3 separate regions of the Homo sapiens genome follow, and regions 2 and 3 are each linked to region 1. Evidence: read pairs that join two places in POLR2A ChIA-PET (ENCODE). Cell type or tissue: GM12878. All regions are shown on one strand. Each heading gives the region's core, and the rest is flanking DNA. Links, peaks and the distances in the headings are about the cores only.

The links. Peaks named below come from ENCODE experiments on the same cell type or tissue, not always from the same donor. Only the 100,000 strongest peaks of a DNase experiment are listed, where the experiment ranks them.
Region 2: POLR2A ChIA-PET joins it to region 1 with 5 read pairs; 4 of 35 experiments call an interaction of 5 or more read pairs at or near these places.
Region 3: POLR2A ChIA-PET joins it to region 1 with 6 read pairs; 6 of 35 experiments call an interaction of 5 or more read pairs at or near these places.

What each region holds. Positions count from the first base shown.
Region 1 is chr1:40,381,708-40,391,234 of GRCh38, reverse strand. The region is part of intron 1 of SMAP2 (small ArfGAP2); the gene reads right to left. Among named protein-coding and RNA genes, the nearest start is that of SMAP2, 13 kb to the right of the region's middle. RefSeq lists an enhancer at 5,221-5,490. In GM12878, for the core only: no CTCF peak of the experiment used is centred there; a DNase peak (open chromatin) is centred at 5,404; H3K4me3 peaks cover 4,031 bases; H3K27ac peaks cover 4,675 bases.
Region 2 is chr1:40,702,062-40,712,382 of GRCh38, reverse strand. All of the region lies in intron 1 of NFYC (nuclear transcription factor Y subunit gamma), which reads right to left. Among named protein-coding and RNA genes, the nearest start is that of NFYC-AS1, 15 kb to the right of the region's middle. RefSeq lists an enhancer at 2,851-3,477 and a silencer at 3,520-3,569. In GM12878, for the core only: no CTCF peak of the experiment used is centred there; a DNase peak (open chromatin) is centred at 3,162; H3K4me3 peaks cover 1,100 bases; H3K27ac peaks cover 948 bases.
Region 3 is chr1:40,233,132-40,243,452 of GRCh38, reverse strand. RLF (RLF zinc finger) reads right to left here. Exons shown (of 8, transcript NM_012421.4): 8 at 2,532-7,661. The coding sequence ends at 3,006. Among named protein-coding and RNA genes, the nearest start is that of TMCO2, 9.6 kb to the left of the region's middle. RefSeq lists an enhancer at 1,597-1,646. In GM12878, for the core only: no CTCF peak of the experiment used is centred there; no DNase peak of the experiment used is centred there; H3K27ac peaks cover 364 bases.

The DNA.
Region 1 (9,527 bases), core at 3,009-8,008:
TAAAAACAGCCCATATTCAAATAGTCCCATCTTTGTTCCTCTAGACCAATGGCTCCCAACAGAAACGATTTCCCCTCAAGGGGCAATGCTGATGTCTAGAGACATTTTTGGTTGTCACAACGGGCAGAGGGGTAGGGAAGAGCTACTGGCATCTAGTGGGCAGAGGACAGGAATGCTGGCTCCTAAACATTCTAAAATGCCCTGGACAGTGCCCACAACAAGGAATCACCCAAAATGTCAATAGTCTGAGGTTGAGAAATCCTGCTCTAGAGGAACCATTTTTAAGCCATTTAGTTTGAAGTGAGACATAAGAATATGTCAATTTTGTGGAAAAGCCTCTCTTGTTCTGTAACAAACAGATACACGTTTAGAGTACAAAATTCTAAAATTGTAACAAACCTTAGGAATGATCTAGTCTAAGCACAGTTGGAGAAACTAAGGCCTAGAGAGGTCAAGTCATTTGCCCAAGTTCACAGAAGAAAGGATCAGCTGGACTGAAATTAGAATCACCTTTACACACCCAAATGTGTGTTATACATAGTAAATGCTCAATAATGGTCACTAAATTGATATCTTGTTCTTTAGGTATTCTTTTTTTTATTATTACAACATACAATTCACTCTCTGCTGCTGGGAATCTGAGACTGATTGTGAAGATTTCTTCCCATCCACACTCCCCTTCCTCAAAAAGAAGCCCAGAAGGGAAAAACAGTGTAACCTACTAGAGCTCAAGACTGAGTGGCCAGGCAGAAGATGTTTTTCAATTGTTTCCAGGGAAGCTCATGTCTTTCACCCAGGCAGAGGCTCTACATAAAACCTTCTAAGTGAGCAAATGAGCCCTTGTGCAAGACCATGGACATGTGAATTTCTCTTCGCAACTCAGCACAGCAGCTTTCCTAACACATTGGAGAAGTCCCAACCAATGGCAAACAGATGGAAAATCAGTGCCAGTTTCACTGAATCACAACCACATCCAAACAAGCTAGAAAGCTTTCAGTTCTAAACAAACAGCAGAATCAAAATGAATTCTGGGATCAAAGTACAGATGGTTGGTTAGTCCAGTGGTGTGCAGAATATCAGTCATCAAAACAGCCCTGGCTTAAGGGAGGAGAGCAAAAGATGGAGATTTGCCCTTTGAAAAAGAAAACATTCACCACGATGTTTCAAAACCCAGGCGTTTCAGAATAGAACACAATGAGGTCAAAATATATGGCATAAGGGGGTGGGGCAAAGATACCAGCCATGTGAGTACAAAGATCCTGCAAAGGGAACATTAGGCAGATGAACTCAGGGCAGGTCTGGGGGTGGGCGGGGGAGGGGAGTGGGTGGAGGTGGGGGCATCACAATTTCAAAAGAGCCCAAGTAAGATTCTTTAAACGAACCTGTTCCAGTGGGCACAAGGAGTTTCTAAAACTGCTGCAAGGTTATTAAATTCTACAGCACCTGAGAACCACGTCTAAATATTTACTCCCATCCCACAAAAGGGCTAAAGGACTGCTATTTCAGCCTCCTGTTTCACACTTCATGCTACATTTTTCCCCAGGATGATGTGTCACACCAAAACCTCCTACTGAGAGGGCAGAGGATTCGCTTCATGTCTAGCTCCAGCTTCCAAAGCAGCACAGGTGGCAGAAGCACAGAAATGAAATGGCACAAAGAAGCAATTACCACAAAGCAACCATGAGATTCACCTGCTCAGCTTCCTGGTGTCACAGATCTTCAGCTATCTGGGCTAACAGTATGAGGAAGACTATCAAAAAACAAAACAAAGCATATGACCTGAACACACATTAACAGAATAATGCTGCTCATAATAGGGACATAGACACTATGTGCCAGACACCGTGCATTAAGTATGCAGATAGACATGAAAACACAGTCCCTGTCCTCATCTCCAGTCTGAGGGCCCTTCTTCAAAAAAAAAATAATAATGCAGTAGCTGTTACCTCCTTTCTACTAATGTAGGACCTCTAATCCACCTCCTTAGAGGACTAAGTTTAAGTGAATGAGGACTGTATGAACAACATAAGATGCTAGTCAATGGCGCAAGGGTATTTCCGCACATCAGGTATATAATGTTGTGTCCGGAATTGGTGGGTTCTTGGTTTCACTGACTTCAAGAATGAAGCCGTGGACCCTCGCAGTGAGTGTTACAGTTCTTAAAGGCGGCGTGTCCGGAGTTTGTTCCTTCTGATGTTCGGATGTGTTCGGAGTTTCTTCCTTCTGGTGGGGTTCGTGGTCTCGCTGGCTCAGGAGTGAAGCTGTGGACCCTCGCGGTGAGTGTTAAAGCTCTTAAGGCAGCGCGTCTGGAATTGTTCGTTCCTCCCGGTGGGTTCGTGGTCTCGCTGGCTTCAGGAGTGAAGCTGCAGACCTTCGCGGTGAGTGTTGCAGCTCATAAAGGCAGTGTGGACCCAAAGAGTGAGTAGCAGTAAGATTTATTGCAAAGAGCAAAAGAACAAAGTTTCCACACTGTGGAAGAGGACCCGAACAGGCTGCCACTGCTGGCTCGGGCAGCCTGCTTTTATTCTCTTATCTGGCCCCATCCAATCACATCCTGCTGATTGGTAGAGCGGAGCGGTCTGTTTTGACAGGGTGCTGATTGGTGCGTTTACAATCCCTGAGCTAGACACAAAGGTTCTCCACATCCCCACCAGATTAGCTAGATACAGAGTGTGGACACAAAGGTTCTCCAAATCCCCACCAAGAGTAGCTAGATACAGAGTGTCCACACAAAGGTTCTCCAAGTCCCCACCAGAGTAGCTAGATACAGAGTGTCGATTGGTGCATTCACAAACCCTGAGCTAGACACAGGGTGCTGATTGGTGTGTTTACAAACCTTGAGCTAGATACAGAGTGCCGACTGGTGTATTTACAATCCCTGAGCTAGACATAAAGGTTCTCCAAGGCCCCACCAGACTCAGGAGCCCAGCTGGCTTCATCCAGTGGATCTCGCACTGGGGCTGCAGGTGGAGCTGCCCGCCAGTCCCGCGCTGTGCGCCCACACACCTCAGCCCTTGGGTGGTTGATGGGACCGGGTGCCGTGGAGCAGGGGGCGGTCTCGTTGGGGAGGCTCAGGCTGCACAGGAGCCCACAGAGGTGGGGGGAGGCTCAGGCATGGCGGGCTGCAGGTCCCGAGCCCTGCCCCGTGGGAAGGCAGCTAAGGCCCGGTGAGAAATCCAGCGCAGCGCCGGTGGGCCGGCACTGCTGGGGGACCCAGCACACCCTCTGCAGCCGCTGGCCCAGGTGCTAAGCCCCTCATTGCCCAGGGCCAGCAGGGCTGGCCGGCTGCTCCAAGTGCGGGGCCCGCCAAGCCCATGCCCACCCGGAACTCCAGCTGGCCCACAAGTGCGGCACACAGCCCCGGTTCCCGGAGCTGGCTCCCTCCACACCTCCCCGCAAGCCGAGGGAGCCAGCTCCGGCCTCGGCCAGCCCAGGAAGGGGCTCCCACAGTGCAGCAGTGGGCTGAAGGGCTCCTCAAGTGCGGCCAGAGTGGGTGCCAAGGCCGAGGAGGCACCGAGAGCGAGCGAGGGCTGTGAGGGCTGCCAGCACGCTGTCACCTCTCAATGTGAAAGTGCCGGCCCATCTTGCTGTGGTATGACCCATAAAGCTGTTCCTTATGTCCCTTATGTTCCTTAGGTCCCTTATGGGGAAACCAGGGTTCTCCCGAATTCCCCATTCCTTGCCTCAGCAGACATCTACTGCAATGAAGCAGTTCAGAATGATAATGCCCATAGCAAAGCCATCTCTACGTGGGCTCAACCCAGAGAATCCCCTTGGTAACTTTTTAAATTAGAGGGCCCACTTGACTACTCAAATCTGAACACATAAATAACCCATCACTCTAACAACAACACAAAAATTTATACTTCCTTATTTGTATTGTTAAAAAATTGAAAATTCAAATATTAACAATTGGGCAAGAGATAATAATGACATATTCCAATGCTGGGATACAATAAAGGTATTTACACGTTTTTAATGTCATGAAATAAGCTTATAATAAATGTTAAGCAAAAAAGAATGATATAAAATCATTATGGTATAAGCTCAAGTAAATGGGTGATAAGAATTATGAAAAATAAGGCCGGGCATGGTGGTTGATGCCTGTAATCCTGGCACTCCGGCAGGCCGAGGCAGGCAGATGATGTGAGCTCAGGAGTTCGAGACTAGCCTGGGCAACATGGCAAAACCCTGTCTGTACTAAAAATACAAAAATTAGCTGGACGTGGTGGTGTGCACCTGTAGTCCCAGCTACTATGAAGGCTGAGACAGAAGAACTGCTTAAGCCTGATAGAGGCTGCAGTGAGCTGAGATCGTGCCACTGTACTCCAGCTTGGGCGACGGAGCGAGAGACCTTGTCTCCAAAAAAAAAAAAAAAAAAGAATTATGAAAAATACCTTCAGCATCATTATATTTTTCATACTTTCCAATGATTTTTATCGTGGATAGGTTTCAGAATCATAAAAGATAAAGTTGTTGTTGTTTTAAAAAAAACCAGCATTTACTGATGTTTAGATTATAAGCACAGGGATCCTCCTATCTCCCCAGCTCCTAAAATCCCACAAGACAGAAAACAACTGGTCTGTTCCTATGGCAACAAATCTTTTTTTCCTTAAATGTATGAGAAGTCTAATGAAACTGGGACCTATTTTTACTCTGCCCGTAATATGGACCCTTGATCTGAGCCACTTGTGTCAGGCTACTTCTGTCGAGACTAGGCTCAGAACAAGTTAGAATGCTCAGGGAGCCAAGCCGGAGTCTTCCTGATTCCAATGTTTCATTTAATGAAGCTTCCTTTCTCTTTCATATAATCTGGGAATGTTAATACTGTAGTCACACTACAGGAAAGACCTTTCCTCAAGTTTCTCCTCCATCTGTAACGGTTCCTCTAACCGAACTCTTCATGCCTACTTTCAGAGAGACAAAGTCAATCCCTGTTCCAAACAGCTAATCTTTCAGTAAAAATGATTTCAACATAGCAGAAGAGCCTGAATCTCTTAATTCATTCTTTCTCAAATCAGCTGTCACACTCAAATTGGTTTCCGTCAGCTCTGCTGTTTTCAGCTATTTTGAACAAAAGCATCATGGTAAGAACAGGGAGTTTCCTTCCTGTTTCTCTTCTCAGGGTTTGTGTCAGTTATAAGGAGTGATAAAGTGTCAACAACAACAAAAAGACACCAATGCCCCCTTCTCTACAAGCTTTACACTACAGCATATGATGTCACCAGTTCACACAGAAAATTCTGTAAGAAATTATTTTTGAAGGCACAGAACAAAAACAACCACCTAAACAATATCAAGACAAAACTTCCTTAACTCAAAACTAGAAACACTAGAGAACTCATTTCTAAATCCACACATTTGGGGACTTCCAGTTAGACAAGAAAAGAGGAAGTTAAAGAACAAAATGTACTGTGTGCGCACTTCAGACCACTGAGGTGAAATAACATTGTAGGATTAACATGTAAACCCACATCTAAAGATGTAAGCTCTGTGGTAGAGGCCTGGGGATTTATGGTATTCCGTCACCAGCAACTGCTGCAAAAGACAGCATGGCTATTTGAAGAAAAGGAAAAGAAAAGGTGCTCTATTTGCTCAAATCACCATGCTAGGACACACTTATCAGCTACAGCTGAGAGTAGGTCTCTCTCCCTCTCGCATTTGCTTCACTGTTTCAATACATCATAAAATGAGAGCATTACACATTTGATTTGTGGGTGAGGGGAAATGACATGAGGCCTGAGGAACCCAGTTCTCATTGTTTCAGATTAAGAAATTTCTTTTTGGAAGCTTTGACCTGAAATGTTTTTTTTAAAAAAGTATTTTCCAAGTAAGCTTATGAAATCCAGAACTTAAATAAACTGTATTCTATATGTATTTAAAAGCAAACCAGAATTCCTATAGGAAATCTATGAACTGAGGGGAAAAGAGGGCTATGGTCAACAAAATTTGTCAGAGAATCACTTAACATTAATTGAAAATGAAAAAAAGCAACAATAATAAAATTCTACTACTACCGAGTGACATGCTACAAAGGTGGGATTCCAGGGCAAGCTTCAGCCACACATGAGGGAGGATGGGGGATAAGGGGAAGAGCTGGACAAACTGAAGACGACCACCAGAGCAACCTTACGCTGACGGATGGCCACAGCTGAGGCAGATCTGGCTCATCTCTGGGGCTTTCCACTGGGGAGAGACCTGCAGTTCAGCCATCAGTGGACCGGCATTCACAAAGCCTGTGGGGAAACACAGGATCCAGAAGAGTGGGGTAGGGAAGGAGAAAGTGTGGGAAACGGAATAGTCAAACACAGCAGTGAAATATTATATTTATTAAATATGAAGCTTCAAAAATGCATAGATGGACCTCTTAAGTTGAAATGGACCAGCTGAAAAGAACTGGTACTCTGGGAAGCAGTCTGATATGCTTTTTCAAATCCCAAATTACATTTTCATTACACCTGTGAATTATAGTAACACCTGCCAAGAGGAAATGAGTTTTTTGGAGAAAAGAAAGAAACAAGGAAACCTATGCAATTGTTACAGTTGGTAACTTCACTCAAACAACGAGAGTCCTTTATCTGTGGCCTCTGTGGGAAGTAACAGCCTAAAAGCAAACATACTCACACTGCACTGAAAACTCTGCTGGCCTAGTTCCACCAATTCCATTAATATAGCAAGGGCCCAAATGCAGGTGACCTGATTGACAAAAAAAGCACTTCTAGAAAGGGCTGAACTTGTCTCATATAACTCATTAGACACTTTTATAATCACGTAGAAAACAAGTAGCCACAACTTGGAAAGCTCTGCCCTTAAATGGAGCAGCAGCAACATTCCTTACAAGACAAAATATTTTTTTCAGGTCAGGGTAGAAGAAAACAGACCCAGTGATCTTGCCTCCCTCACCCAGTGCAAACTTATCTGAAGTTGTGGGGTAAAACAAACAAATCAATAAGACTAGTTAAACTAACATGCAGCACAAGATAAAACAGCCACACTGCAGTTACCTTAACTGTAAAGAAAACACTGAGCTGAGGCCCGGCCTTGGTGGCTCACATCTGCAATCCCAGCACTTTGGGAGGCCAAGGAGGGTAGGTAGCTCACTTGAGGCCAGGAGTTTGAGACCAGCCTGGCCAATGTGGTGAGACCCTGTGTCTACTAAAAATACAAATAATTAGCTGGGCATGGAGGTACACACCTATAATCCCAGCTACTTGGAAGGCTGAGGCATGAGAATCACTTGAACCCGGGAGCCAGAGGAGGCAGTGAGCTGAGATCGCATCAAAGCACTCCAGCCTGGGCAACAGAGCAAGACTCTGTCTCCAGAAAAACGAAAGAAAAAAAAAAGAGTGAGCTGTACCATGTTTTAACGCTGCAATCCTCAACATTTTCTGTGTATGGCTTCTGTGTGACTAACTCAAGCTGTCCAGTTGTAGATATACTCAATGTGGATACACCATACCTAAGACTTCCCAGAATTGACAGGGTGGGAACTTATTTTCTGAGTAACCAAACGATAAGTTGCTCCTGGCAGCAGCCAACAGTCAAATACATATTCAATACAGGAGCCAATTTGCCTAGTCATACCCCCTAAGTATATAAACTATGACTGAGTTGTTACATTACTTCCTGGGACTAATAATTGTTTCAGCAACAGTCAAGATCCTTTAGAAGCACGCAATGTTATATCTGCCGGAAAACCCTTCCGTTCTCTTGTCCAAAATAATTCAAATACTATAAGGGGAAAGAAATTACATCTTGGAGAATTCAGTGCCTTTGTGTCTTTGCCTGTTTGCGCTGGGATCCCTCCCTTGCTCCGCTTGATCACAGGGAACTACATCTCCCAGGCTCCCTTTGCCAACTGATTTCAGGATAAGTTCCATCAATGGGAGGCACTGAGGAGGATAAGAGGCAGGAGCAGGGAGCAGCCAGGGTAATACGCTCTCTCACTCGGCCTACTTCCAGCTGCCACCAGACTGCTCCTCTTTCCATGCTTCCGCTCACACCAGACCACTCGGACTTCCAGCCCTTGGTGACACCAGTGCACTATTTTCCTTGCAGGCATAGTAGTTCCCAGGCATTGCTAATCGAATGGGTGCCTCACCAGCCCCTGTTCAGCTTCTTGGCTCTTCTAGCAGCCTTGTAACCTACTCCCTATTTTAAATTCCCTCTGCTTATAAGACCAACAGTGGCTTCTGTTCCTCTGACTGGTCCTTGACTGACATAGGGCCTTCCAAACATATTTTAAAACTTATTTTTCAGAAAATTAATAGCTTTCCTAAGAATTAAAACAATTATTCAGATAACCTAGAAAAGGTCTCTTCTAATATGAAACAAAACATTTACAGATGATAAAATCAATTCATGCATTCAAACAAATATTTACTGAGAGCCTGGTCTGTGCCAAGCACTGTTCTAGGTGCTGGGAACACTACAGTGAACAAAACAGGCATAGGCCCCTGCCCCCTAGCTTACATTCTAGGGATGTGTAAAGTGTGGCACATTATGATTTTAAAAATTAGCCAATATAGGACTGTTGCTTTAACAATAGAGGAATTTGGTAAAAGTGGATTAACTTTAAGGTGTTCTACTCTACAAAGACTTGGTTCTTACCTTTTCAATGTGGTATGAACTGTCACATTCCAGGGGCCAATACAGAACTTCTTCAAAGCTAGTATCTAGTTAAACTGGCCACTTGATCAAACAGGAGTACAACTGTGGTAAGGATTTAAGCAGACACAATAACAAAAGGTAGGCACTGTATGCTTACAGTGTAAAGCATATGCATGTTTTATGCAGAATCTTGCTTGGCATCATTTTTACAGGAAATACCATTTGGAGGAACTGAGTCTGACTCAATTTAATAAGTCACTTTATCCCTTCACTGTAGCACAGGTAGAGTCCATCAACATAACATACAAAGCCAGTGGCAGTGTACATAACAAGTAGAATGTCGCAGTCACCGATTGCATGACACGATTTCCAAGATGGAATTTTCAGGCAGAAGAACAGAAACAGACAATGACTCATGTGATGAACAGTTATATAGACAACTGTGCCCAAGAAAGCTGCCACCTACATACCATAATGACATCAGATGAAAAATGCAGAAAAAAGGTAGTTTTCCAATTTATCTAGAAAAAAAAGATTTGCTGAAAAGTATATATACTGAGAGATGAGACTGCAGCTACCTGTTTATGCATCCTAAGCACTGAGCAACCAGGAGCACACATCAGGTATTCCAAATATGACCTGCTTGAGGCTAAGAGCATGTTCAGCCTCAAAAATCAACATCAAGAGCTCCAGAAATAACATAGTATCTACTGCTGGCACTTCACTAGACTTATGCTAAAATAATTTAATGTACCCACAAAGGTACATTTCAATGGAGAATTTAATCGGCACCATGCTCAGACCTTTCTTACTATTCAGCGATCAGGAAGCGTTTCATGCCTGCAATATTTATAACCCCATGTGAATAGCAGGTGGACCTACAATACTATGGGCTTCTTACACAACAGGAAGTCTAA
Region 2 (10,321 bases), core at 3,044-8,043, 320 kb before region 1:
TAAAAATCAGCATACCCATTTCATCCTATTCTGAGAGGTCCTTAAATTTTGACAAAGGGGTTAAAATTCTTTCACAAGGATCTTGATGAGTAAAGGACTGGTGGTCTCAACATATGCATTAAATAAATAGGGTCATGTCAGCATAAATAGGAATATGCAGGTGAAGGCAGTTTAAAAAGAAATGTGTCAGGTTTAAACTAACTCCTTTTTACAAATATTAAAATACTGGCATTTTTTTCTTTGATGCCACACCTATCTTCATAAACGTTTCATCCCCCAAATAGTCTGGATTAGTAACAACTAATATTATGTAGCTCTTCACAATTTGCAAAGTACTTTGACACACATGATCTCATTCAAGACTCGCCACTAAATCAGACACTATTTTTAGGTTCCATTTTTACATGTGAGGAAGCTAACACTAAATAGCTGACTTGCCCAAACCTACAAAGCTGGTGATAAAGGTGAGTGGGGCTTGAACACAGATCTCTTGACTTTAAATGGTCTGTACCATGCTGCCTCAAATACTGTGATCAGAGTAAATAAATGTCCATATCTCTAGACCCCATCTAAGCCTCCCCCACTTACACACACAGCCACCCATGGCCTAAATTAGAGTTAGCTCTCTAGAAGGTCTTTGCTCTTTCTGGAAGCAAAGTTTTCTTCATTTGTCTAGTAAACATTTATCTGGCTGAAGTGTTAAATACCATTTGACATACACTAAAAAATAACTTAGTCATCAAAGGTTTTGTACAGGCATGCCCATGTGCATTTTTCCAGGTAGTGGGTCATTCTCAAAGAGAATGGTGAAGAACCTCGGCTAGAGGCAGTGACTGGGCATCTTTCCAAGAAGCCAAATCCACAAAGTTCTCAAGTTTATAGTTTACTTCATACTGTACCACACCTTCACTTTTGCCTCCCCTGCTGCAGGCCTTCTCCTAGGGCCAACAGGGTCAAGTCAGCACCTACAACTGTTTTTAAAATCATATATATAATCTGGAACAACTGATAACATATAAATAATCAATGACAAACAAATAAATTTAAATCAAAATAACTACCTCTTAAAATGTAATCCTTAACACATACTTCTTCATCTTAGGACTTAAATTCCCAGAATGAACATTTTCTTATTATAAGCATTCTAATTCCCCAAAACTTTCACAAATACAACTACTCTGAACTCCTAAAATACTATCTATCCCCTTCACTAAGAACCCTCTAGATTACAAAGAAGACAAGGTAGCATGCAAGGAATTCTGAATCTGTTAGGCAGTTCACTCAGCTATCATACCAAAAGAATTTAGAATTTTTTGCTGGGGGGAGGGAAGTAAAAAGAGTGGGAGAGAGAATGAATGCAGCCCTATTGTCTTATTCCCTGAAAATTCCTAATCTGAATCTATAACATATTCCTACTAACCACTCGACTTGAATATCAGAAGTACAGTCTCTTTTCATCTTAAATAGAGCTTTTCAGTCCAAATCTGTATAAACAAACTTTGTCCTTCAATCTTTCAACTCCCCAGCAGTTTTTCAAGGTCACTTTTGCAAGCAACGACAGAGGCCTGCATCCAGGAACTTTGACTTGCTATATCATTACAACTCCAAGAGCCCCGAATCTAAATCCTATCAGTCCTCTAAGGTAAATCCTTTATTAGAGGGGAAGCTAGGGAAGGCAAATCGACACCCTCGAAACTTCTCCTCTAATAGGGCCTGCTCCTTTTCCGTACCCAGAGACTAAGTGCTGCTGGCTGACGGCTCCACACTGAGTCTGCTGCAGAAATGTTCCAATGACCTTCATTCCATATTTGCAAATAAAAAGAAAACAAAGAATTGCATTTTAAAATCAGGTGTATTATAGATCTTAGTATGTGGGATTGAAGATTTCACTGTTCATGAGAACTGGCTGGTTACTGATTAGCAACCTACATTAGCTTTATATCCATAAAGAGAAAAATATATACATATCAAGGGCAAAAGATAGGGTGCCTATACTCTTAACTTTCCTATTCACAAACTGCAGGATTTTAAATATTTAATACGGAAAAATGGAAAGCACTTTGCTCACATCATTTTAAAGAACTAAATCAACACCTGACAAAATGTGTGAAATCTGTGGAAAAATATTTGCTCATCACTGTCAATATAAGTGAAGATATTTCTAACCAGCATTCTAAGCTAAAATGTGCATTAAAAACAAAGATTGTTACTACATTAACTACTACTTATTAGAATCTAGAGGTAGACTGGTAAATCAAGAAAGTTATGGGAAAATTTCACACTGGCATGTGGGCCTTCACCATTAGAACCTGCAGCAGTGCAAATCGTATTTTCACACAAATTTCTAACAGCAACAGTGTTGCTTCCATATCTGAAAACACAGATGTCAACAAAGTGCATGGAAATAGAAAAACTCTCACAACAACCCAGCTTATTCCGTAGGAAAGCTTCAGGGCACTTGAACAAAGGAAAATTATTTGGAAAACAGTTAAGTTTACCCAATGCAAAGAGAAAAGTGTTTTGCTTCTGTGTGCCCCTGAAAAATGATTAGCCTTTCTCCATGTACCTGATCTTGTCGATACCCAACTAGGAAAGAAATCCTAGTTGAAGGACATGCAAAATCTAAACACAGCAAGGTATTCTAGGTGCACCAAAAGGTATGCATGGAATGTAAAGTGGCCATTTTCTGAACAGTGCAACTTGTCTACACTCTCTGAAGCTAAACAGTTTCTATCATTTCAACACAAAACAAAGAATTAAACTTACCGGGAACTGCATTAATTTTACATGTAGTTATTTATACCTCCACCGACTGGGAGAATTTAAGTCACTCCTATCCCTACCCCCCAAAGGACGGAGGAAACAAAAGGCAGCAGGAGATGCAGAAACATGAGTCTGGAATGTCCACTCCACTGAAAACCCGAACAGCTGTCCTCCCACCCCCCAACAAACTATTCGCCATTTTTCTTTGTCTTTCAGCTGACCCCTGCCTCAGTGAAAAACTCCGAGGCTCCAATGAAGCCCTGCAGCCTCCTTCCACTTTAACAGTCAAAGGCATTCAATCTAGCATGCTATTTGACACCAAACCTTGCCTCCACAGTGGTCCCATTGGCTGAACTGCTTTATCGGCTAAGAACACAAAGCCACGATTGGCTGTTCACGTCATCAGTTACCTCTTTTGTACACTTCCTGTTTTAAAGTTACCTTGAGAAGCAGAACAGGGGTCAGATTCAGACTTCAAACTATGGGGAACTCTAAGGCGTGGAAATGTCTGGCAAATGCACATAGCAGCTGCACTAGGGCATCATGTGCTTCTAAAACAGAATATTGAAAATTTAGAATTGTTCTTAAAAACAAGCCAAAGGGTTGTTAGTGTTCCCACCCACGGGATTTCTTATTGGCTGTCAGAGTTCCATTTAAAAAATTTAAGGTAATTTAACTGCTTCTGATTGGCCATCAAAGATGTCTGTAAGATACTGCTACGGTATCCTATGGCAATAGACCAGAGAAGCAATGTGCACAAGGTCGGAAAGTTGTGACCATCTTCAGTTTTCTGTTGAGCATTAACAGAAGAAAAACAAAACTGGGTAGGGCTAATCCAAAGAAAATACAGCTTCTTTAACACTAACAGAGTGATGCCAATGGCCATACAATAGTTTGCATGATTTCTAAAAGGCATCTGTCATTATGTTAGTGGCACTTTAAAGGCACAGACTGGTATCAAGGCAAAGCACTTTATTTTAAAACACAAACTAATTTAAATAGGAAAATTTTAAGGTAATGTATGAAGTTAGCGGCAGGGACAATGGAAGTGGCATTTCTAGAAAGTCAACCAGGAACCTAAGAAGGAAATATAATGATAAGGGGTTGGGGGGAATGACAAAAAAGCTAGAACATTAGTGAATACAATCATCCCCTGGTATCCATGGGAGACTGGTTCCAGGATACTCCCCAGCCAACCCTCTCATGGATACCAAAATCCTTGGGTGCTCATGTCCCTAATATAAAATGGTATAGTATTTGCATAAAACACTTGCACATTCCCATGTATACTTGTTTTTAAGAGATGGTGTCTCACTATGTTGCTAGGCTGCAATGCAGTAGCTATGCAGGCACAATCAGGGCACAACAGCCTCAAACTCCTGGGCTCAAGCAATCTTCCCACTGCAGCTTCCAACTTGGGTGAAACTACAGGTGCATGTCACTTTGCCCAGCTTCCTCCATACTTTAAATAATCGCTAGGTTATGTATAATACCTAATAAAATGTAAATGCTATATATGTAGTTGTTATACTGTATTGTTTAGGGAATAATGACAAGAAAAAAAGTCTGCATATGTTCCGTACAGACACAATTTTTAAAAATATTTTTGACCCATGGTTGGTTAAATCCTTAGATGCAGAGGGCTGACGATGTATTACTAAAAGCACATTATAATTTGATGGACTAACTGATTTATTTAGGGCAGTCACAGAGTTTGACATTCCAGAGGATAAATTCGTTATTTCTTTCATTCTTTTTTTTTTTTTTTTTGAGATAGGGTCTGGCTCTGTCACCGAAGCTGGGGTGTTGCTGGGGTGTAGAGGCACGATCTCGGCTTACTGCAGCCTCCGCCTCCTGGGCTCAAGCGATCTTCCCACCTTAGCCTCCTGAGTAGCTAGGACTACAGGTGTGTGCTACCACCCCCGCTAATTTTTCTATTTCTTTCTTTTCTTGTTTTTTTTTTTTCTTTTTTTAAATTGGTAGAGATGGGTTCTCACCATGTTGCCCAGGCTGGTCTCGAACTTCTGGGCTGAAGGGATTCTCCTGCCCCTGCCTCCCGAAGTGCTGGGATTACAGGCGTGAGCCACTGTGCCTGGACGAGGATAAATTTTTCTCTCTCTCTCTCTTTTTTTTTTTTTTGGAGATGGAGTCTCACTCTGTTGCCTAGGCTGGAGTGCAGCGGCGTGATCTTGACTCACTGCAACCTCCACCTCCTGGGTTCAAGTGATCTACTTAGTAGCTGGGACTACAGGCACCCACCACCATGCCCAGCTAATTTTTGTATTTTTAGTAGAGATAGGGTTTGACTATGGTGGCCAGGCTGGTCTTGAACTCCTGACCTCAAGTGATCCACCTACCTCGGCCTCCTGAAGTGCTGGGATTACAGGAGTGAGCCACTGCACCCCAGCCTTCTACCATATATATATAAAAAAATTTTCTTTTTTTTTTTTGAGGCAGAGTCTCCCTCTGTCACCTAGGCTAGAGTACAACGGTGCGATCTCAGCTCGCAGCAACCTCTGCCTCCTGGGTTCAAGCGATTCTCATGCCTCGGCCTCCCGAGTAGCTAGGATTACAGGTGCCCACCACCACATCCGACTAATTTTTGTAGTTTTAGTAGAGACAGGGTTTCACCATGTGGGCCAGGGTGGTTTCAAACTCCTGACCTCAGAAAACCTACCCACCTCGGTCTCCCAAAGTGCTGGGATTACAGGCATGAGCCACCACGCCCGGCCCCATATTTTTAAGAATAAGCACAGCAGAGCTGATCTCAGAAGAGATATTATAAGTATTCTTACTAGTCTCACTGTGGTTATTGAAAACATTCCAAGGTGCTGAAGTCTACCAGTGGTAGTCAAAGATTTTCTTATGGATTTTGGACCAACTGCTTCGGTTTTTTAAGAGGCAGCTCCTAATGTGGTGAAAATCAATTAGCATGTTTTTCTTTTCTTTTCATTATTTTTTTTTAGCAACACATTCAAATACAAGCATCTCACCATTCATTACCTGAGGCCTTTAACAATCTCCTTAGATCTGCTTCCTCCCACCAAAGCTAAATATCCTAGGACTGAAAAATACAATTGTTTTGCTAGGTAGACGAGCTCTTTTCTAGAAACTCCTCATTTGACCATACATGAGAACTCATCCTTGACATGTGCAGAGATTCAGCAGGGACCCGAAATAGGAGCAAGGTGGTCTGCCCTATCACTCTGCCATATTAACTTCTCTACATTCCACTCATTTCCCATGATGAAATGAAATGATTTCTGAACACCTACTAGTGCCAGGTTCTGTGCTAGGTATATTACAGACTTTACCCCTCTAATTCTCACTACAATACCCTTCTACCAGTGAGAAAGAGTGAGGTTCAAAGAAGTTACAAAAACTGGTCCCTAGCCATACATCTGGATTCAAACTTGGGTCCCACCGAGAGTGGTACTCTTTCCGCTGCACCACACTGCTTACCAAGACATGGAGCACCTCAGGGCACATCCATGGAAATTCTTAGGTGCCATATATATGTGTAGATAGCATAAACCATTATCCAACTTCAACAAATTTAAAAATTAAAAATCTGGGCCAGGCGTGTTGGCTCACACCTGTAATCCCAGCATTTTGGGAGGCCAAGGAAGGAGGATCACTTGAGCTCAGGCATTTGAGACCAGCCTGGGTAACATAGTGAGACCCCATCTCTATAAAAAATACAAAAATTAGCTAGGTGTGGTGGCACACGCCTGTGGTCCCACTTACTTTGGAAGCTGAGACCAGAGGATCACTTGACCCAGGAGGTCAAGGCTGCAATGAGCCGTGATCATCCCACTGCCCTCCAGCCTGGGCGACAGAGTGAGACTCTACCTCAAGTAAATAAATAAATAAATATTAAAATTTAAAAATCTGACTAATGTTAAATTTGATATGCCAGTTAGAGACCTAGCCAATGGTATGACCAAATATCACCCTATAAATTGTTACAAATTTTACTACTAAATTATTAGGACCATTTAACCAGTAACAAACCACATTTATAAGAGCATGAAACAACTAGGTAAATCATTAACAAGAGTACACTGTTAAAATTTGAAGGGGTTGTGAGACAATTTCACAATGGCATCCAAATAAAGAGTTTGGTTATGTTAACACGATGTGTTATAGGTACTGTAATTCTTTTCTCAAAAGTTTAGATTACAGATTCTGAATAGCTACTCCCATCCTGGGAAGAGAAGGCAGAAGGCCAACAGGCCTTATCTGTACTGGAGCTTCTCTTAGCCCCAGAACACCTGAGGGCCAGTCAGCTGACAAGGAAAAGCAGCTCATGTGAAGGGTGGGGGTGGGGAGCAGAAGAATAGGGAGAACATGTTCACAACCTCGCTGATTACTAATTAGTGCCAGTATGGCAAAACAACTAAGCACTTGGAAGGCAGTGTTAGTTTCAAGTTCTGACTCTACTTATTAATTATATGACACTGTACTAACCCTGAGCCTCAGTTTCCTTATCTGTAATGTATAGATATCACCATGTATACCAGAGAGCCATTTTAAGGATTAAACAAGGTAATATATGTAAAGCATATTGTACTATGCCTGAATAAGCATTGAAAAAATGGAAAGTATTAAATGTCATCCAATTCAACTTCCTTGATTTATAGACGGTTAAGGTTCAGAAAGGGAGAAGACCTGCTTAAGGCCCTGAAGCCACTTTGAAGAAACACCTCTCTTCTATCTCTAGCATATTCTGCAGGCCTGCAGAAAGCAACTCCTTAGCCATAAAGGACAGTATGGGAAGACTACCAGGAGCCATAAAATTCTCCACTTTTTATGCTGGAAACCCAGGTTTTTCACCACTAATCCCACCAAATGTCTGATCACTGTTCCAAAAGCTGGCCCTCCGACTCTGCTTCGGATGTACCAGATTAACCCAATCATGACCTTTAACACTCTATGAAGGTCTTCAGCGTAGTTTTTATTACTTCTTGGCAGTTTGCAAGGAAAAGACCTCAAGTCCTACTTCTCATCAACACTTACCTTAGAATTCAAGCCACAGTGGGAAGAGAACCCAAATTATTCTTGAATTCCATTTGGCAGCTGAATCCATTCACTCTTACTATAGCTTTCTCTTCTACCTGTCATTACTGTGGACTGAGAACCTAACAGAATCTCTAGGATTTCAGCTAACATTCTTCCCTGGTCCTGGATCTCAGCAGCCCTCTACACCAGACAACTGCATCTTCTTACCCTAAAAAACACTCAAATCAGGCTGGGCGCTGTGGCTCACGCCTGTAATACCAGCACTTTGGGAGGCTGAGGGGGGCAGATCACGAATTCAGGAGATCGAGACCATCCTGGCTAACACGGTGAAACCCCGTCTCTACTAACAATACAAAAAATTAGCCGGGCGTGGTGGCGGGCGCCTGTAGTCCCAGCTACCCAAGAGGCTGCAGCAGGGGAACTGCTTGAACCTGGGAGGTGGAGGTTGCAGTGAGCAGAGATCGCGCCACTGCACTCCAGCCTGGGAGACAGAGCTGTCTCCAAAAAAAAAAAAAACACTTAAATCACTATGAGACAAAACCAGTAACTCTGGTTACACGGTTGAAGCTTTAATACTCTCAAAGAAGGTAAAGTGAGAATTTTGCTCTTGGTTGGGAGAATGATTTCTGAATCATAGCTACCTGCTTACTAGCTGCATATTGGCCAAGATACTTAACCATTTCTGAGCTCACTTCCTCCTGTGTAAAATGGAGGCAATAACACCAACTAACAGGAGTGTTGAGGCTTAAATAAGTGAAAGCACTCAACATATTATCTGGAATGTGGTAGGTGCCCAATTAATATCTAAATATACACTTGATTATACAGCAGGTACACATAACTATTTTTTAACATGCCTCTATTACCAAAGAAGGGCTTCTTGAAGGCAGCAAGTGTCTTTATTTTTATCTACATATATCCCCAAAGCATAAAGATATAAATCAAATCCGATTTTAGCCACAGTGTCAGTGAAATAACGGAGTAGCAGGGATTGAGGAAAACTGGCAAGTGTGTGACTCATCTAAAGGAGTGACCACTACACAGCTCCAACTGAAGAGGGCCATGTAGGAAATGTGGTTAACTGCAATAAGAGCTTCATATTCTTTTTTTTTTTTTTAGGGCTAATTGCCCAGGCTGGAGTACAGTGGCATGATCACAGCTCACTGCAGCCTTGACCTCCTGGGCTCAAGTGATCCTCCTGCCTCAGCCTTCTGAATAACTAGGAGCACAGGCATGCGCTACCACACCCAGCTAATTTTTAATTTTTTTTTGTAGAGACAGGGTCTCCCCATATTGCCCAGGCTGGTTTCAAACTCCTGGGCTCAAGTGATCCTCCCACCTCAACCTCCCAAGATGCTGGGATTGTATGTGTGAGCCACTGCACCCAGCCCAGATTCTTTAAGAAGTAAAAGACAGACTGTTTTAATGTCAAATCTTTCTATTTTAAGTTTCGGTTCAAGTTTTAAAAAAAACAAAACATAGGCCAGGCGTGGTGGCTCATGCCTGTAATCCCAACACTTTGGGAGGCCGAGGTGGGTGGATCACCTGAGGTCAGGAGTTCAAGACCAGCCTGGCCAACATGGGGAAACCCCGTCTCCACTAAAAATACAAAAAGTAGCTGGGCGTGCTGGTACATGCCTGTAATCCCAGCTACTCGGGAGGCTGGGGCAGCAGAATCGCTTGAACCTGGGAGGTGGAGGATGCAGTGAGCCGAGATCATGCCACTGCACTCCGGCCTGGGCAACAGAGTGAGACTCCATCTCAAAAAACATTATAAGCAAATCAAAGAAAATTGAGGACTGCCAGATTATAATTTCTGACCCATTATCTCTCACCCAACTTGGTCTTGAACAACTAGTAGCTATTTCTCAAATCCAATCCACCTTCAAGGTTTAACAAACAAACAAAAATATGTTCACACATCTTCAAAATAATCTGATAGAAGTTCTGAAGATAGGCCGGGTGCGGTGGTTCACACCTGTAATCCCAGCACTTTGGGAGGCCGAGGCAGGTAGATCACGAGGTCAGGGGATCCAGATCATCCTGGCTAACATGGTGAAACCCCACCACTACTAAAAATACAAAAAATTAGCTAGATTTGGTGGCACACACCTGTAGTCCCAGCTACTCGGGAGGCTGAGGCAGGAGAATCGCTTAAACCTGGTAGGCGGAGGTTACAGTGAGCCAAGATCACGCCACTGCACTCCAGCCTGGGTGACAAAGAGAGACTCCCTCTCGAAAAAAAAAAAAAAAAAAGTTCTGAAGATAATCCCCAAAAAAGGCCCAGAAACATTCTGAGCAATGACCACGTCATTAGAATAAAGGAACATTGCACTGGTGCTCAGTAAATGGTTATCAGTGAATGAAGGAATGAAATAAACTAATAAATGGACCTTAAGGAGATGACAAATTCTGAATTATTTGTTTTTTGAAAATAAGTTATATTCTCCAAAGCATAAATTAAGACCAATAGATGGGAAATTATTCTGCAAAGACTCGCTTCAGCTCTCAGAGCTGTCCAAAGATGACACAACTT
Region 3 (10,321 bases), core at 1,879-6,878, 150 kb after region 1:
AAATGGAGTCTTGCTTTGTTGACCAGGCTGGAGTGCAATGGTGCAATCTCAGCTCACTCCAACTTCCACCTTCAGGGTCCAACAGCGATTCTCCTGCCTCAGCCTCCTGAGTAGCTGGGATTACAGGCATCTGCCACCACACCCAGCTAATTTTTGTATTTTTAGTAGAGACGGGGTTTCTCCATGTTGGTCAGCCTGGTCTCAAACTCCTGACCTCAGGTTACCTACCCGCCTCAGCCTCCCAAAGTGCCAGGATTACAGGTGCGAGCCATCGCGCCCAGCCAAAAGTCTTTAATAAAGATCAAATGATGCAAGCTGCTCTAACTGGGATAGACAGTGATCTTGGGATCAACTACTTAGGCTTATACTTGAATTATTTTACTTTTTTTGAGACAAGTCTCGCTCTGTCACCTGGGCTGGAGTGCAATGCCGCGATCTCGGCTCACTGCAACATCCGCCTCACGGGTTCAAGCGATTCTCCTGCCTCAGCCTCCCAAGTAGCTGAGACTACAGGCGTGTGCCATCATGCCCAGCTAATTTTTTGTATTTTTAGTAGAGACGGGGTTTCCCCGTCTTAGCCAGGATGGTCTTGATCTCCTGACCTCATGATCCGCCCACCTCAGCCTCCCAAAGTGCTGGGATTACAGGCATGAGCCACCGCGCCCGGCCTAATTGGGTTCTTAAAATCTAGGTTTAGTTCCACTGTGAATGGCCTCACTTGGTCCTTCCAGGGGCTACAAGTTCTGTGTGGTTGAATGGATATAGTTCAGTCTTAGTAGCTTTCTCTTACTCTGGACTAACCATCTCTCTCGTATGAGGAATTTTTACTAGGCCTACAGGTGCTTCTCATGCTCATATCACAAAAAGGGACCTTTCACCTCTACCTCCTCCCTTCGTAAGTGAGGAAATTAAAGCCACTGAAGAAATTAGCTTGATTCCAAAGAAACAATACTGGTCTCAGTCTCTAAGATCCTTGTTTCTGCCACTTCTTTCAACAGAGTCTTACTCAGATCACTTGGATTTCTCAGAATCCTCTGTTACCTACTGGGATCTGAGACAATAAACGACTTGGTTATGGGAGTGCTTTAGACTCAGGGTGAGGTGACAGAATGAAATTCCTGAAGAGCTGACAAAACAAGAAAATAAGGTTTAAGAGTCAGAGAAAAGGTCTTGAAATTCTAACCACAATAGACTGGGTGTGGTGGCTCACGCCTGTAATCCCAGCACTTTGGGAGGCCGAGGAGGGTGGATCACGAGGTCAGGAGTTCAAGACCAGCCTGGCCAAGATGGTGAAACCCTGTCTCTACTAAAAATACAAAAAATTAGCCGGGCGTGGTGGCACAAGCCTGTAATCCCAGCTACTCTGGAGGCTGAGGCAGAGAACTGCTTAAACCTGGAGGGGCGGAGGTTGCAGTGAGTCGAGATCGCGCCACTGCACTCCAGCCTGAGCGACAAAGCAAGACTCCGTTGAAAAAAAAAAAAAATCTAACCACAAGGATGAGAAAGAGATGTTAGTTGTCTGAGTCACTTCATTACTAGCTAATGAAAGTAGTTGAAAACTTCACAAGCAACAGGAAATGAAGCTGCTGTATTAAAAGGATATACTGCTATCCTCATTAGACAGACATCCCACAGTCCAATGAAACTCAACACATCTAAAAGCCAAACTCACCTTGGTTTCCATTATCTTCCCAAATATTCATTCCTTCTTTGTATACCTACTTAAAATGGTTGCATCAGTACCAAATCTTTTCCTTCACTCTCCAAGCCCCCAAAATCCTGTCTCCTTAAATACTTCATCTACTCTGCCTTCTGCTGCAATTGTCAGTAAATACACTCACCAAGCTTGCCTCAATTACTTCAAGTATACTGTTTCCAATTTCAGCTTCTCAAATCAAGTGAGCACTCCACACTTCAACTGATATATGCCTATAGACTCAAATCCAAACTCCTTAGTCTTCATGATTTAGTTCCTGCTATCTCTACAATGATGTCACTCTCTTGTTCCCCTTTTATTGCCAGCATATCAAATTATTTGTAGTTTCCTAGAAACATGCCCTCTGAATTTGCTACGTCCTTCATGTTCTAGGTTGGCATATCCTCTCCTTTCTACTCGGCCAACATCTGGACATCCTCTGGGAGCTATCTTGACTCCCGCAGCTAATTAATCTCAGAATTATCTTTCCACAAAAACAAAAATTTTAAGATAAAAAGAACCTTGTTCTGGGATGGGCACGGTGGCTCATGCCTGTAATCCCAGCACTTTGGGAGGCCGGGGCAGGAGAATAACTTGAACCTGGGAGGAGGAGGTTGCAGTGAGTCGAGACTGCACCATTGCACTCCAGCTTGGGCAACAAGAACGAAACTCTGTCTTAAAAAAAAAAAAAAAAAAAAGAACCTTGTTCTGAATGATTTAGCTAATAATAAATAAAAAAATTACTGGGGTAAAATGTGAATGGCATATTTCAGAAAATACAAGTGCAATTTCAGTTTACATGTGGCATGAAAGCTCATTATGAGTAAACAACGAATGGGTGAAAAATTGTAATTTATTGAAACTCAACTCAAAAAATATAAGATGCTGTAGTGTACAATATATTACACAAAGCACCCTCAGGTGCACATTCAAGTCAAGTAAGAACTCCATATCCCTTTCCCTAGCCCTCCCACCCTGGGACCTTAGTATTTGTTCCATATACAATCATGCACACTTAATTTGAAAAAGGAAGCCCCAGTATATTTTGATGTATTAATTAGCACCAAACAAGTGTACAGTTCCATTTTTTTAATAAACAAACAAACAAAAATAAACCCAATCATTAAACCAACTGGAGAGCTAATGGACTCAGCCAATACTGCTGACATAGATATTATACATTCATGTAAATACACAGCCTATTCTACCCTAAACAACGGTGTGGCTGCTTCTCAGCCTTTGTTCGAGTTGGCAAATGTCCCCATGTTGCAGTGTTGGAGCCAGTCTGTTACTAAAACAAAATTGCTACTTATGAACTTCCTACACAAAGCTCATCTGTCTTTTTTGTTGGAAATAAGTCTAAAATTGGTGTGGAAAACTTAGATCTTTCAAGAACCACCACTGGCCGAAGATAATGAAGCTGTTTTAAGGCAAGCTCTCCACAGTCTGTTAATGCTTTGTCCAATACAACCCTCAGGTTTTCCAAGGAAGGAACTGTTGTTGTTTCAGCTACTATTAAAGGTGGGATTGCAGTCAGGTTCTCATGAATTGTAGAGTCACTGGAAGAATGAGGTATGTCAACTTCAGGTTCACTGTCATTCACCATATTATTTGCCACAACATTCCCTGTTAAATCATTACTGGACTGTGAAGAATTACTTAATGTTAAGTGCTCTGAAGGCTCCCAATCATCAAAATCATCTTCTTTCTCTTCACTTTCCTGAATAAATTTCAGAAATGAAGATTCAAATCCCATAGGTTTGTAAGTCTTCAAATCAAATGACCGGGGCTGTGAATGTTTCCTAAAATTCTCTTTTGGGACATGGGTTGGATTTTTTACAGTGTTTTCTTGCCCTGAACTATGCTGCCTAGTTTCTGATTCTTTGATCCTTGGTAAAGGCAGCTGGAAACTTGTGAAATAAGTCCCACTTTCAGTCCCATTGGGATTAGGTATGGAATTTTCTATTTTACAAGGAGGAGGAGGCTGAACTATATTACACTGTTCTAGGGAAGTGGTTTTGGAACTATGATTACATTTCAAAGTTCCCCTGTAGAGCAGAGTATCTGCATCAAATACTGAGCTGCTTTCTATGCACCCTTTCTGACCTCCATCCCTTTCACTTGAATGACAGCAATCAGTGTTCTGGATGGGTGCACTACTGTCACCCGGGGAATGGCTGTGTTCTGTGCGCTCTGATTCACAGCTTCTATTTTCTTCTTTCTTTATACAGGGATCTGCTTCAGAAGGGGGTTCCTCCTTAATTTTGGTACCGTACTTAACGCAAACAACAAGATTCTCCATCTGTTGCTCTAAATAGGCACTACTCATCTGATGAGTGCGTTTGTAATGCCTCACAATGCTGCTCTCCAACTTCACCACAGATAAGCATCCTTGAACCATGCAGGGGTACTGTGTGTGCTCAGAGTGCTCCACACACATATGGAGGGCCTCAGCTCTGGTTTTAAAACTTATTGGGGCTTTCTTTTCTTTGATTAAGCCACATTTTTTAGACTTAGCATTAAATGATCTCCTGGTGGTCTGATGTTCATGCCCCTGAGTATCAGCTGTTTGACATACCTTTTCACTCCTTAGTAGTCTCTCATTTGCTACTTTCTGGCTTCTAAACAAATCATCATAATAGTCTTTATGTCGGTAATATACATGTTGTGAGTAATTACTGCGATGGGTGAAAATCTGGCCACAGCCATTAAGATCACAATGAATTTCATAATCTGAATGTATTTCCCCTTCAATATTATGCTGTTCCATCAAGTGGTGCTTCAACTTGTTGAATGTATAAAAAACAGCAGGGCACTGAGGCTGGTTACAAGAAAACCTTGCTGCAGATCCAGCTTCGGAAAGTACTTTAGGCTCTTCAATATGGTCTAGGTTATGAGAATCACTACAGTGCTTAGCAAGAGCTTTGGAACACAGGAAGCGTTTATTACATTCCTTATATTTGCAAGCAAATATCTTTTTACATTTGACAAGTTCCCTTTTGGTTCTTGCTTTGTCTTTCTCCAAACATAACTGTTCTTTGTTGTACTGATGTACAGTTCTGTAATGGCGAATTAAGCCTTTTAGATTGGTGAATGAGGAGTTGCAAGTTTTATGAATACAATGGAATGGTTTGTGGTATTTATTCAAAATATAACACAGATTTCCTTTAGCAACAGTTCGCCTGCTACCTCTGCCCTCTCTTCCTTCTTGTTCTTCTCTATGGCTGCCTATTGGTGATGAAATGTCAGATGTTTTACTTTCTGTTTCTTCACAAGATGATTCCAAATCTGTTTCAGAACTACATTCATCCTTTTTAGGATGACAGTGTGGTTTCTCAGAGTTACTACTGGGATCACCTCCAAGTTCTGCAGAACAATCACCTTTCAACCTATCTACTGAACATGGGCCTTCATGATCACACTTTTCATTATCTAATAGTTTGTGAGTTGCTCTGTCACTGCCAATTTGATGTTTATTTTTATAATGAATCCTAAGGTGTGTTTTTCTTGTAAATGACCTTTGGCAAATATGACACTGAAATGGGGAATACCGATGTTGGAACATGGTTAACTGAAGGACTTTTTCTTTTGAATAATTATGCTTTTTAAGATAATGCATTAACAGAGCCTCTCTGGTCACAAATTCATATTTGCATCCTTGAAGCTCACAGAAAAACGGCTTAGCCGCCAACTGTGCAAGGTACTGACTTGGCATGTTTTCATCTTGATTCTGAAAATTAAGGTCTGAGATAGATGAAACTGACTGAAGAGACTTAGCACCACTGGATGGGTACCCCTGCAATGACCCTGAGAAAGATCCATGTGTTATTGAGTTTTTCAAGCTTAAATGTTTCAAGCGTAACAGAAGTTCCAACATGGTATCCTCTGTACAGGGCCTTTTAGAAGCACAAATGGAGGATTCTGAGGAATAACCTTGATGTTCTCGTTTACATTTAATGTGAATATTGTGATCTAGACCTTCATCTGGGGAGTCACTGTTTGTATCTGAGCAGGGTTTAGGTTCTGCATCCAACTTTTCAGTTGTCTGATTATGTTCATTACCCAAAGAGGGAAACAGATCTTTCGTCTTTATCTTTTTGGGCTTGAAATGGTATGGATGAACCTTCCGTAAATGTTTCTGCATTCCTCTTGCATTTTTGTATGTGGAACCACAGCCATCAAAACCACAGGTAAACTTAGTCCCGTCAAAACAAACTGCCATACTGGAACATTTTTCTTTTAAACTGGAGGGCCCAAAGACTTTCTCATTAGATAACAATACATCCTGCATAGTTTCAGAGTGATCTAGTGTGTCAATTAGCTCTTCATTCATTGAAGCTGAAGAGCTATGACTTAACTGATCACTAGAATTACTGTCACTGTTTTCTTTCAGGTTTTCTGCAGTTTCTGTATCTATTTGAGAATTAGCTGATTCTGCACAGAAAAGATCTTCAGGTAAATGTGATTTATCAGTTTGGTTAAGTAGATGGGGCTGATTAATACAATCTTGCTTTTCACCTGTTGCAGACTCCTCAAGTTTCACTGATTTCTTTATGTCTCCATTTGAATTTTCAACATTATGCATTGAGAGGTGATTCTGGTATTCAATTTTGGAGTAATAGAACTTTTTACAGCCAAGGAAGTTGCATGTGTAAGATGCATCCCTAAAGTGTTGTGCTTCATGGTGGTAAAGCTGTCCCAAGTCACTGAAAACAATATTACAGCCATTTAATTCACATTTGTAACGCAGATCGTCATGCTTTTGTTTATGGTTAAGTAGTTCATTTACTGATCCAAACCTAGCATAGCAATCTATAGATACACACATATAAGGCTGAGGCCCACAATGCACTTGTTCGTGCTCTCGAAGGTGAAAAGCAGACATAAAATGTCGTCGACAGTAAGTACACTTCTCTCTTCTATTTTTCATATCCAAGTAGTGCTTGGCATTTTCATCATTATTTTGGTGTTCAGCTTTAAGATGCACACTTAAGTATTTAAATTGCTTAAACACACGGGAACAGTCTGTACCGGGACATGGATACAAATCTCTGTCTTGCAGGTGGCAATCTTCTAATTTGCTGAATGTGACATATTCATGAGACTCTCCTTTGGCTTGGTCATTCAATGAATGGTTTTGCTCTGGGATTGCAGAGGGGCTCTTAGGACAAATACCCTTTTGAGAGCCTTTTAACAGTAATTTCTTTTTAGAGCGGTCCCTTCTGCTTGGTGGCATTTTAACATGCTCCATCACATGAGGAACAAACATTTCTTTTCTCTTAAATTTTTTAATACAAACTGGACAGGTGTAAATTCCATCTTCCATATGCATCTTAGAATGATGAAGAATTCTAGCCTCTATACATTCCCGCTTACATAACAAACAGAAAAACTTGTACTGAAGCCACCTCTGATATCTTTCAGAAGAGCCAATAGGTTTTTTGTCTCTTTTCTCCTTATGCTGATCTGTCAAATCTCTTCTTCTATATTGTTTATCTTCTTTACCCTCATCATAGTCACTGAGAAATGACTCTAAAACATCTGTGTCATTAATGGACATTTCATAGCCACTTAAATCATCATCAGAATCTGAGGCTTCTTGTCCTAAAAGTTGGTGGCAGTGTCGTTTTAAAGTTTTCCAGTCCCAAAACTCAGGATCAAAAGGCCAGTGGGCTTTTAAAGCTAGTAAGAGCTCACATCGAAGAGAATTTGGAACCGGTGCATTTTCTTCATCAAATTTTTGATCTGGTTGCAAATATAGTTCTTCTAACATATTAAATCCATCCAAACTGGGTTCAATTAAGAATTCTGTAAGCTGACAGGCTCGTCTAACTTCTAAATCTTCTGGTAAAAGACAGGCAATTGTTTTACAAACTGATGCCTTCATTTCCTCATCTTCACTTGATCTGAGTTGAAGAGCTCTGACACACAGTAAAATTGACACCCCAAGACCAGCATCTTGTGCCTGTAAGTAAAAGAGGATAAAAAAATTATTTTTTTGCATACAGAAAGATTATATAACTTTCACTGATAAGGAATTTTAGCTTGTAAAAACTTTTAGAGTTCCTAAATTTTATCTTAAATCTTTCTTCATGAAAGTTACATTTAGATATTTCTTGTCTCAACATGCAAAGAACTAAATTAGATGCTACAACTACGAACAATGTACATTTACTAGGCACTGTGTATTAAAGCAGTTCCTTACTTCCAAGGAATTTATCTGTACCCCGAATGCATAAACAATAAATGCATGTGAATCCAAAGAAATTCAGGATAAAAAAGGTCACTGGAGGATTCAAAATAGAATGATGTTGAGTAGAGGGGCAGGGTTTAAAATGGCAGCAACAGGAAACACAGGTATAGATGTGAGTCTAAGATTAAATTCAATTTAAGAAATTCTCTTTGGCTGGGCACGGTGGCTCACGCCTGTAATCCCAGCACTTTGGGAGGCCGAGGCAGGTGTATCACCTGAGTTTGAGACCAGCCTGACCAACACGGAGAAACCCCGTCTCTACTAAAAATACAAAATTAGCCAGGTGTGGTGGTGCATGCCTGTAATCCCAGCTACTCGGAGGCTGAGGCAGCAGAATCGCTTGAACCCAGGAGGTGGAGGTTGCAGTTTAGCCAAGATCACACCATTGCACTCCAGCCTGGGCAACAAGAGCAAAACTCCGTCTCAAAAAAAAAAAAAAAAAAAAAAATTCTCTCTATCATGAACACTTGGATTTTTCAAAACTTCAAAGATAAAATAAATGATCCTTTCCATTTCCTCCTGAAAGAATCTGGTAATTTATAGTCACCGTCACAGGTGTACTGAATCTCAGCTTTCCAGGGAAAAAACAGAAATCAGAAATCTTGCTATGGCAGCAGGTTCTCAGAAACTAGTTTAAAATTAGGAAGACCTGGTCATATGTGATAAAAGCTTGGTACATACAAGATAACTCTTTTTATCTGAGAGGCTGAAATAAAATACAAAAATGACATGAGCAAAGAAAAGCAAGATATGTCAGAGTGGCTTAAAACGCACTGCTATGAGCAGAGACTTTAGAATCAGACTTTGACTGCCTTTGAACCCCAGCTTCACAACAAGTGACAAGTTCTCAACCTCTAAACTTCAGTTTCCTTATTGGTAAAATGATAACAGTAATGTTAATAACAGATTTTCCTCCTAAGGTTATAAAGATGAAATAATAACGCTGGCACATTGTAACTATTTAACAGAATACAATGTAAAATAATGGAGTAAATTCCACTGTTTAAATCAGTAAACAATTTGCCAGGCATTTAATTCTGTGTTGGGCATCATTCATTCTAAATGCTGGGAACACAAAGAAATCACTGTCATTGATTTACAGAACCCCTACTACAGCCTAGGCACTTATTTGAAATAAACTTTTTTGCACGTATTATCCTCATTTTATAGACAAAAAACCCCCAACACTCAGAACGTTAAGTTGCCCAATGTCACTAACTAGTGAGCAGAGGAGCAAGGACTTAAAAGCATTTAGGCCGGGCACAGTGGCTCACACCTGTAATCCCAGCACTTTGGGAGGCCGAGGCAGGCACATCACTTGAGGCATGGAGTTTAAGACCAGCAGGGCCAACATGGCAAAACCCCATTTCTAATAAAAATACAAAAAATTAGCCAGGCATGGTGATGCAGGCCCAAAGCCCCAGCTACTTGGGAGGCTGAGGCATCAGAATCCCTTGAACCTGGGAAGCGGAGGTTGCAGTGAGCTGAGATCACGCCACTGCATGCCAGCCTGGGCAACAGAGTGAGACTCCGTCTCAAAAAAAAGAAGATATTTGGCCTGAAGAGTAGAAGAGATGTGGACTGGTAGGTGAAAAGGGAGTGAGTGAGTGTAGAATCCCTTGCAAACTGAGACTCCAACTTTTTTTTCTTTAAAACTAGTCAAGTGTAATAGTGAGAAGGGGGAAAGAGTAGAACAGAGTTCAGTCTGTAACTGACTGTGAACAATCAATTGAGATAACTCCCTACCTTTCAGACGAGCTGAGACTCTAGCTTTTTTGAAAGAGAGGCATTACCTAGCCTGTATCAGCTAGGATCTGGTTCTGTTGTGAGTGGCAGACTTCCCACAACAGTAGTGGCCTAAAGAATATAGAAGTTTCTCCCTCTCATTTGGAATGTAGTCCAAGTAAAACAGGCCATGTTGCTTTAGTGGCTCCACAGGACTAGACCATGGGTCTCTTGACTTATTAGGATGATGTGATAGAAGTTTATCATTTGTAAGTAAGAGCAGAGAGGACTTGGGGAAAGTCAGCTAAATTTTAAAATAATTCAGTTTCTCAACAAGTTACTAACTCCTTTTGGAAGACTGTGAGGTGGACAGCAAAGAATGGCCATTCTTTCTTAAACAGCCTAATCTGGCTGGGATGGTAACATTTGAAAAATCACTAACAACATTTTTCAAAGAAAAGTAACCAGAAATACTATTATATATTCTGAACAGATATGCCAAAAAGTTACTGAAAGGAGTAGTGAATAAATGTGAATCAGGATATGCAATGTGGAGCTGAATTTTGAAGAAATTGGTGGGTCTTAAACTAGGAAGGTGAGGGATCAAGAGTGACTTGGCATACTGTTGCAAGCGCACATAGGATATA